Regions from separate parts of the Homo sapiens genome. Here region 1 is linked to region 2. The links are chromatin contacts, found by Hi-C or POLR2A ChIA-PET in ENCODE. All regions are on one chromosome and are shown on one strand. Each heading gives the region's core, a stretch centred on a gene start or an enhancer-like site at or near the end of the contact. The rest is flanking DNA. Distances are from core to core; before and after follow the strand shown. Region 1 overlaps LOC105369468 (a long non-coding RNA gene). Region 2 holds the start of GRIA4 (glutamate ionotropic receptor AMPA type subunit 4).

Evidence for each region. Hi-C counts contacts between places; a loop is a spot of excess contacts on that map. ChIA-PET counts read pairs that join two places held with the same protein, here RNA polymerase II (POLR2A).
Region 1: a map of endothelial cell of umbilical vein shows a loop between it and region 2 (2.1-fold over the local background). The contact joins the enhancer-like site here to the promoter of GRIA4 in region 2. A Hi-C loop is called at or near these places in 1 of 168 maps with a recorded cell type or tissue (endothelial cell of umbilical vein). POLR2A ChIA-PET finds 5 or more read pairs at or near these places in 1 of 52 experiments (PC-9).

The regions. Positions count from the first base shown.
Region 1 is chr11:105,243,043-105,246,354 of GRCh38, forward strand. All of the region lies in intron 4 of LOC105369468 (a long non-coding RNA gene), which reads right to left. Among named protein-coding and RNA genes, the nearest start is that of CARD18, 100 kb to the left of the region's middle. Within about 2 kb of position 1,574, at least 2 of the 41 ENCODE cell types and tissues checked have a DNase peak (open chromatin) inside an H3K27ac peak, as active enhancers do; they include endothelial cell of umbilical vein, where a contact is called at or near this core.
Region 2 is chr11:105,608,660-105,611,992 of GRCh38, forward strand. GRIA4 (glutamate ionotropic receptor AMPA type subunit 4) reads left to right here and starts at 1,414. Exons shown (of 17, transcript NM_000829.4): 1 at 1,414-1,769; 2 at 2,249-2,426. The coding sequence starts at 2,339. RefSeq lists a silencer at 2,390-2,590.

The DNA of each region.
Region 1 (3,312 bases), core at 324-2,823, 370 kb before region 2:
TCTTAGAATAATGACTAAAACTTATTTCGTAATTGGTAGAGTCTCTTTAAGATTGTTCTGCTAGATTTTCTTTGGTAGAAAGAAAAGTCATTTTAATATAAATATAGATCAAACTTGGCAAATTAAAGATCAGACTCTGTAAACACAGAACATAAGGAAAAATATGCTACTACTTTATTCATTGTAAATTTTTATTCATTTGTTCATTCATTCATTCATTAGAGATAGAGTCTCACTCTGTCTCCCAGACTGGAGTGCAGTTGCAGGATCATGGCTCAATGTAATCTCCAACTCCAGGGCTCAAGCAATCCTCCCACCTCAATCTCCCGAAGTAGCTGGGACTACAGGCATGAGCCACAGCACCAGGCTAATTTTCGTATTTTTTGTACAGATGCGATCTCACTACATTGTCCAGGCTGGTCTCCAAGTCCTGGCCTCAAGCAAACCTCTTGCTTTGGCCTCCCAAAGTGCTGGGATTTCAGGCATGAGCCACCACACCTGGCCTATTTTTAATTTTGTAAATCACAAAAATCAATTGGTGACTAGGAAGTCAATTAATGGTTTAGAAAACTACAGCCTGGTGGAAACAGCAACAATTAATGTTTATTTGTAAGATCGTATTTTATAGGCTAAATTACAGTTGAATTCCAACTAGATATATATCCTCTCTCACATTTGAAAGTAATTGGCAGCACTGTACAAAGTCCTAACAATGAATTCAAAGGAGAAAGTTATTTTTCGTAACATGTACATAACATGTAAAAGAGCAAAATATCATTGGCTTTTCTACTGATGTGCTTCTTCTGCATATGGAAAATTAAATTATTTTGTATGGTATATCTGACTCTATATATGTGTGTATAGAATCAGATATTAAAAATATACTTTCCAGGTAATATAATATACACAATTTATTGTGATGCTGTTTAAATAACCAAATGCTCTCTTGTTAGGAGATGTCTAAAAGACTGGAAATAATTGAGCTGACTTTTCTAAACCAGAATAGCTAAGCTAGAATTGATTATATTCATGCTCTGAAAATTCTGATTTGCTAGAATCCATTTACTGTAACAAATTGAAGAAACCTAGTTTTTAGGTCATATATTGTTCATGACAAAATTGCATAGGAAATTTATAGATTTGTTCTGTCTAATACATTATGGACACATAATGTACCTTTTTGTGGACAGAAATGTCAATCATGGTACTTACGATAATAGAGTTAGTTGTATTTTTGTAGTTGTATATATTCTGACAGCATTAAAATATCCTGAAAATAAATTCAGTAGCTTCAGCATTAGGCTAGATATACCCTTCAGCTGTCATAGGGACTCAGAGAGAGAGGGAAAAAGGCAAAATATATTAATGTTTTCACTCTTTCTTCACAGTAAAAACTGTCAATATTATTTTTACTTTATGTACAGAGTTTTGAAACATTAAATGTAAAAGTAAGTTAAATTTAATAGATTGTATGAAAATATTTTTACGTCATCCCTAGGACAAGTAAACAAAGGCTGCAGATTGATGTAAAAATAATTCCCTTGTTCTGACTAATACACTCACGCACGCATGCATTTCCTTCCAGTCACCACAGCTAGCTGACCTTAGGAAACTCAAGTAATGACAAACTAAAATTAGTAACCACATGTCCTTTGCCTAAAGCAAGCCACAGCTGAAGGATGAAAAACTAGAGACAGAGAGAAACTCACTGTAACTTGAAATTGTGTCTAGTACCTCAGTTGTATATTCATTCTAAGCATTAGGTTTTGCTAATGTATAATCTTATCAACAGAATCATAAGGCTGAAATAAATATTGAGAGATCAAAAAAGTCTATATCCATTTCTACAGGTGGGACAGTTTAGAAATATTATAGACAGTTATAATGATAGGAAACTGCTGAATATTGCCTGAGCTCCTTGAATGCAAATTTTCTTCTGTGCAAAGCTATAAGTGACTCAGTAATCACTACAGAAAACTTCAAAATCTCATGAAAAATATGAACCATGTGAGAAATGGTTGTATTCCTGATAAATATTTTAGGCTTTGTCCCTGTATAGCCAGCTAAATGGGAAGCTCCAAAGTGGATTTTCTCTGACTCAAACCAGAAAACAGAATCCAGTAGAACTCAACTAAAAGCCAAGTTTCAGGTCTATTACTGTTTCATTGGTTTATTTTGTCAGCATCCACTTTTCTTTAGTTTATCTTTTACACAAAGCAATTTTAAAATTTATCTTTTTAACAGGAAAAGATGGTGGCCACATACCACTTAATTTGTTGTTTCATTTTGTTTTGTCCTTGCCTTATATTTTGTCATTTAAAAAATAATTCACCTGTTTTGCTTTCATACCAGTTTCTAATGATACCATTAATAATAATAGGAGTATTAATAGAGATGATATTTATCACCTTCACTTTGTGTGTCATGCTCTCTGCTAAAGTGTTTATACCATTGGGTTCAAACTTTGAACCTGAAAATCACCTGGGGAGCTTTGAAAAATCCCAAAGCCTGAGTTACACTTCATACCAATGAAACAGAATGCACAGGGGTTGGAAGCCAGACATCAGTATTTCTTGGAAACTACTTTTTTATCCCACAGAAACCTTTGAAATAGTGTAATTATGGTGGCTGTCTGTGGTAGTTAAGCATACCTTGTCTGGTAAACTGGCATTGGTTCCAAACTCCATTGTTTATGAGGTCTGTCACGTTCGATACTACTTTATTTCACTGTACCTCTTTTTTTCATTTGTAAAATGAGAAAAATAATTAGTCGCTACCTTACCGTGTTGGTAGGAGGTTTACTTAATGCAGATAAACTTCTAAGATGACCATAGTTATTACTCTACACCCATTCAGTAAGTGAAAACAATAAATCACAGAAAGTTGAGCAACTTGCTAAAATGTGCACAAATAAATGTTCCACAAAGCCTGAATGAATGCAGTCCAACCATGTATAGTTTAGATAGCAATTATTTCTTCCAAATGTACAGTTCCCACTGCCTTGATCTGTTTAAAATAGTGTAATCCAAGAGGTTAGCTGAAGAGTTTGGTTAAAACACCCAAGGGCATGTAGTTGTATAGATCTAGCTTCGGTGCCTTCTACCAGCTGCCTGTGGAGTTACCTACTTGCTTCTTGCTTCTTGTAAAAACAACTCAACCACATAGATTTAAATTACAAGCATTCAGGAAATATAATTCATTTTGTTAACTAGACTTTAATCCTGCTTATCCTCTGTGAAGAATGGATGCTAATTATAAAGTCTGTGGCATTCTTATCTTATATTCACTGTGGCATATCAGTGTCTTTAGTTT
Region 2 (3,333 bases), core at 164-2,663:
AAGGAAAAATGCTTCAAATTTCACTTGACTTGCAAGACTAAAACTTCACAAACTAAAATGACAAATGTATGATTTGTAAAATACAGTTACAATTAGGTTTTTTTTTTCATAACAATCTGTGGTGAAATGTAACGGGAAAGCAGACACTTATTTTAAAGATGCAATTTTAAAAATAAAATTCAAAACTTAGGAAATAGAAAAGCACTCAAGTTTTAGCAGGGATTTTAAAATGTCATCTACAAACTACAAATACAGGTAATCAGTGACACCAAATAAAGTATTTTGAAAGAGTTAAGGTAATGTATATTTCAAAAAGCCGTTACCAGGCTTTCTGTAAGTCCCTTGCAAGAATTCCACTTTAAGCATTGTAGTCTCAAATATTATATCAGGCAAACCTAGGCATTTGCTATATTCTTTTTAAAAATTTAATGGCAGACATCACCCTAGGTTCCCTAACGTTTAAGGAGAACCTCTCCTTCTAATGATTCTCTCACACAGCTTATTGGAACAGGAGATTGTATTTACTAACTAGATCAGGAAATCTCAAACCATACAGAGGAAATCAGAAACCGGTCACTCACGGCTACCACAGTGACTGCTTCTGAGTGTGGTTCAAGCTCAGTCCAGGACAGGCAGATGAAAGGACAATCTTAAAGGTGACTCTGGAGAGCAAGTGAGACTGTAACCCCAAAACTTTCTAGGATAATTCATTTTCACTTCTACCCAGTCAAAACAACTATTGACATCATCACTGAAGTGCTTAAGTCTACCTGGAGGTGGCGTGGAGCAGAGTGAGCATTCCAGAGTCCCAGACAAGAGGAGATGTGCACGAAACACTATCTTCCTGTCAGACACCTGTGCCCACTGCCCCAAGCACTGCCCCTCTGGTCCTTCATCAGCCTTTGCGCTGTGTCCCTCCTGCTCCTGCAATGGGCCACAGCACAGAAGGAAAGAGTCCTCCGGAATGGGTGACTGTATAGAAAGCAATCGAATCTTTAATCACTTTTCCTACTTTACACTTCACGCAGTTCTTATTCCTATCCCTGCTTCATGCCTTTCCAAGAGAATGTTAGAGGCCTCTTTCAATTTTCATTTCTCAGTCTTTTCCCCATCCCGTTCAGTACCCTAAACTTCGTCAGTTATTTAAAATAACCTTTTACCCCCTCCTCCCCTTCCCAGGATGTTTCAACTTCTCTGGCTCTCTTCCCCATCCTTACCTCCTCCAATTCTTTCATCCTGGTCCTGGCCTCTTAAACCCGCCAGGGGCTGCCCTTTGCCTGTCTTTTCTCCTCCCATCCCTCTCTGAACCCTTTCACCTCATCCATTCCCTTGTCAGGCTCTCCAGATTCCCGGGCTGTTTGCTGGTGAGAAATCTTTGCTGCAGCGAGGACCGGAGTCCCCCGCGCGCAGCCCAGTGGCAGAAGAGGGCTAGGCTGAGAGGGAAGCCAGGACTGTAGGAGAGGGAGGCAGCCCGTCCTCCTCACGAACCTGCAAGGATGCGGCAGGGGCCTGGGGGCATGGGGAGGTACTAACCCCCCGGAGCCCCCGATTGGGGCTTGCAGACCTGGCCCGTGGGCGGATTTTCTGCCTAGCGCAGCCGAGAAGCAGAGGTGCCAGGAAAACCAAGAGAGGGGCGCTGGGGGTGCCCATCCCCAGAGTCGGTCCCTCTGCGAACCGAGGAAGAAAAGAGGAGGGAGTCAGCGAGTGGTCAGAAGGGAAAACCTGACACCAGACTGGCTCCGGAGCGTCCGGGAGACTGGGGCGCTCCGGTGAGCACCCAGGGGGTGAAGCCAGCCGAGCGGTGGGCGAGGGGCGTGCGGAGGGAGTGCGCGCTCGAGGAGGGGACGCCAGGAGGGCAGCGATGCTCCGGGCTGGTGCAGGCTTGCTGGGGGATGTCGGCTGATGCGAGCTGGAGAGCGCGTGTGGCGGCCGCGGCGCCAGTGTTTGTGTGTATGTGAGAAAGCAAGGGGCGAGCGCGAGTGCGAGTGAGGCAAAGATAGAGCGCATGTCTCATCCCTGCGAGCAGCCACTAGACGCTCCACCACCATCTTTTGCATGTGCAACATTTGCAGCCGGACAGAAAACCTCTCCCAGGGCTATGGAGACTGCGGGAAAAATCTGGCGGCTCGCGATGGATTGCTAAGGAGAACTAGTCATAATCTTAAACCACCGAAACCTCTTTCCTTTTTTTTCTTTCTTTTCTTTCTTTTCTTTTTTTTTTTTTTTTTTTGGTTGATTTTAATTTTAGCGCCATCGTCTTCAATGCTTCTCTGAACAGCCTTTAGGAAGAGTGCGAGAGAAAGAGAGAGAGCGCGCGCCAGGGAGAGGAGAAAAGAAGATGAGGATTATTTCCAGACAGATTGTCTTGTTATTTTCTGGATTTTGGGGACTCGCCATGGGAGCCTTTCCGAGCAGCGTGCAAATAGGTAAGGTGTGCTCCGATGGGGTGTGCATGTGGCTGGTTGTAGCAGATATCCGAAAGTGAGTTAAATGAGTTGCTGATAAGCAATTCAGGGAAACCTTCAGCAGTTCCCTTCCCCTCTGTTTCCCTCCTCTTCCTTTCTCTCCTTTGCAAAAAGACTTCCTCTTTAGTGCAGGTTCCGTTGGAATACACCCAGGGCAGCCCACCCATGCGTTCTCAGCCCATAGCCCTATTTCCACCTTTACCTATAGTCGCTTAAGTAGGATTGAAATAAGTTGGGGGAAAGTCTTCGGGGAATTTGGTTGTATTTTATATGATATTTATTTCCATCCCTTTCTCTAAAGCATAAAGTGATGTCGAGTTTGTTTAAAAAAGAAAAAAAAAATCCACTTCTTCCCATTCTGGACGCCGCAGCTTTCTTGCTATTACAGAAAGACACTGTTTGAGGAAAAAGACATTTCCACCCGCACGCCCTGCCGTTTCTTGCTACCAGTTAGCAGATTCCAAAGTTAGATCCCTTTCCTGGAAGCTTCTCCCCTTTTATTTTGTTTTCTTCTTGAAGCTTTTGCCCTTATTTCTCTACCTCGACTCTGTTTCCAGGGACACCCTCCATCCTTGGCTTTTCTTGCTATTCTCCTCTACTGTCTTTTAATGGGACGCAGCTATTGAATTTCTTCCAGCTAAGCCCAGCCTCAACACTGCATCATTTCTCGTGGACTGTGCATAAAACGGAGTTAATTAGGCTGAGTCCACGAGCTGGAGGAAAATAAAGTTCATTTCTTCTTTCTGATTTCCCTCTTCCCTGTGTGGCACTATATCCCTTCATTTCCGTATTTTAATGTAAATCTCTTTTCCGCTCATCTGCATGCATCTTAGAGAGAGCTGCCCTGAGGTGGCTGATGTAGCAGTGT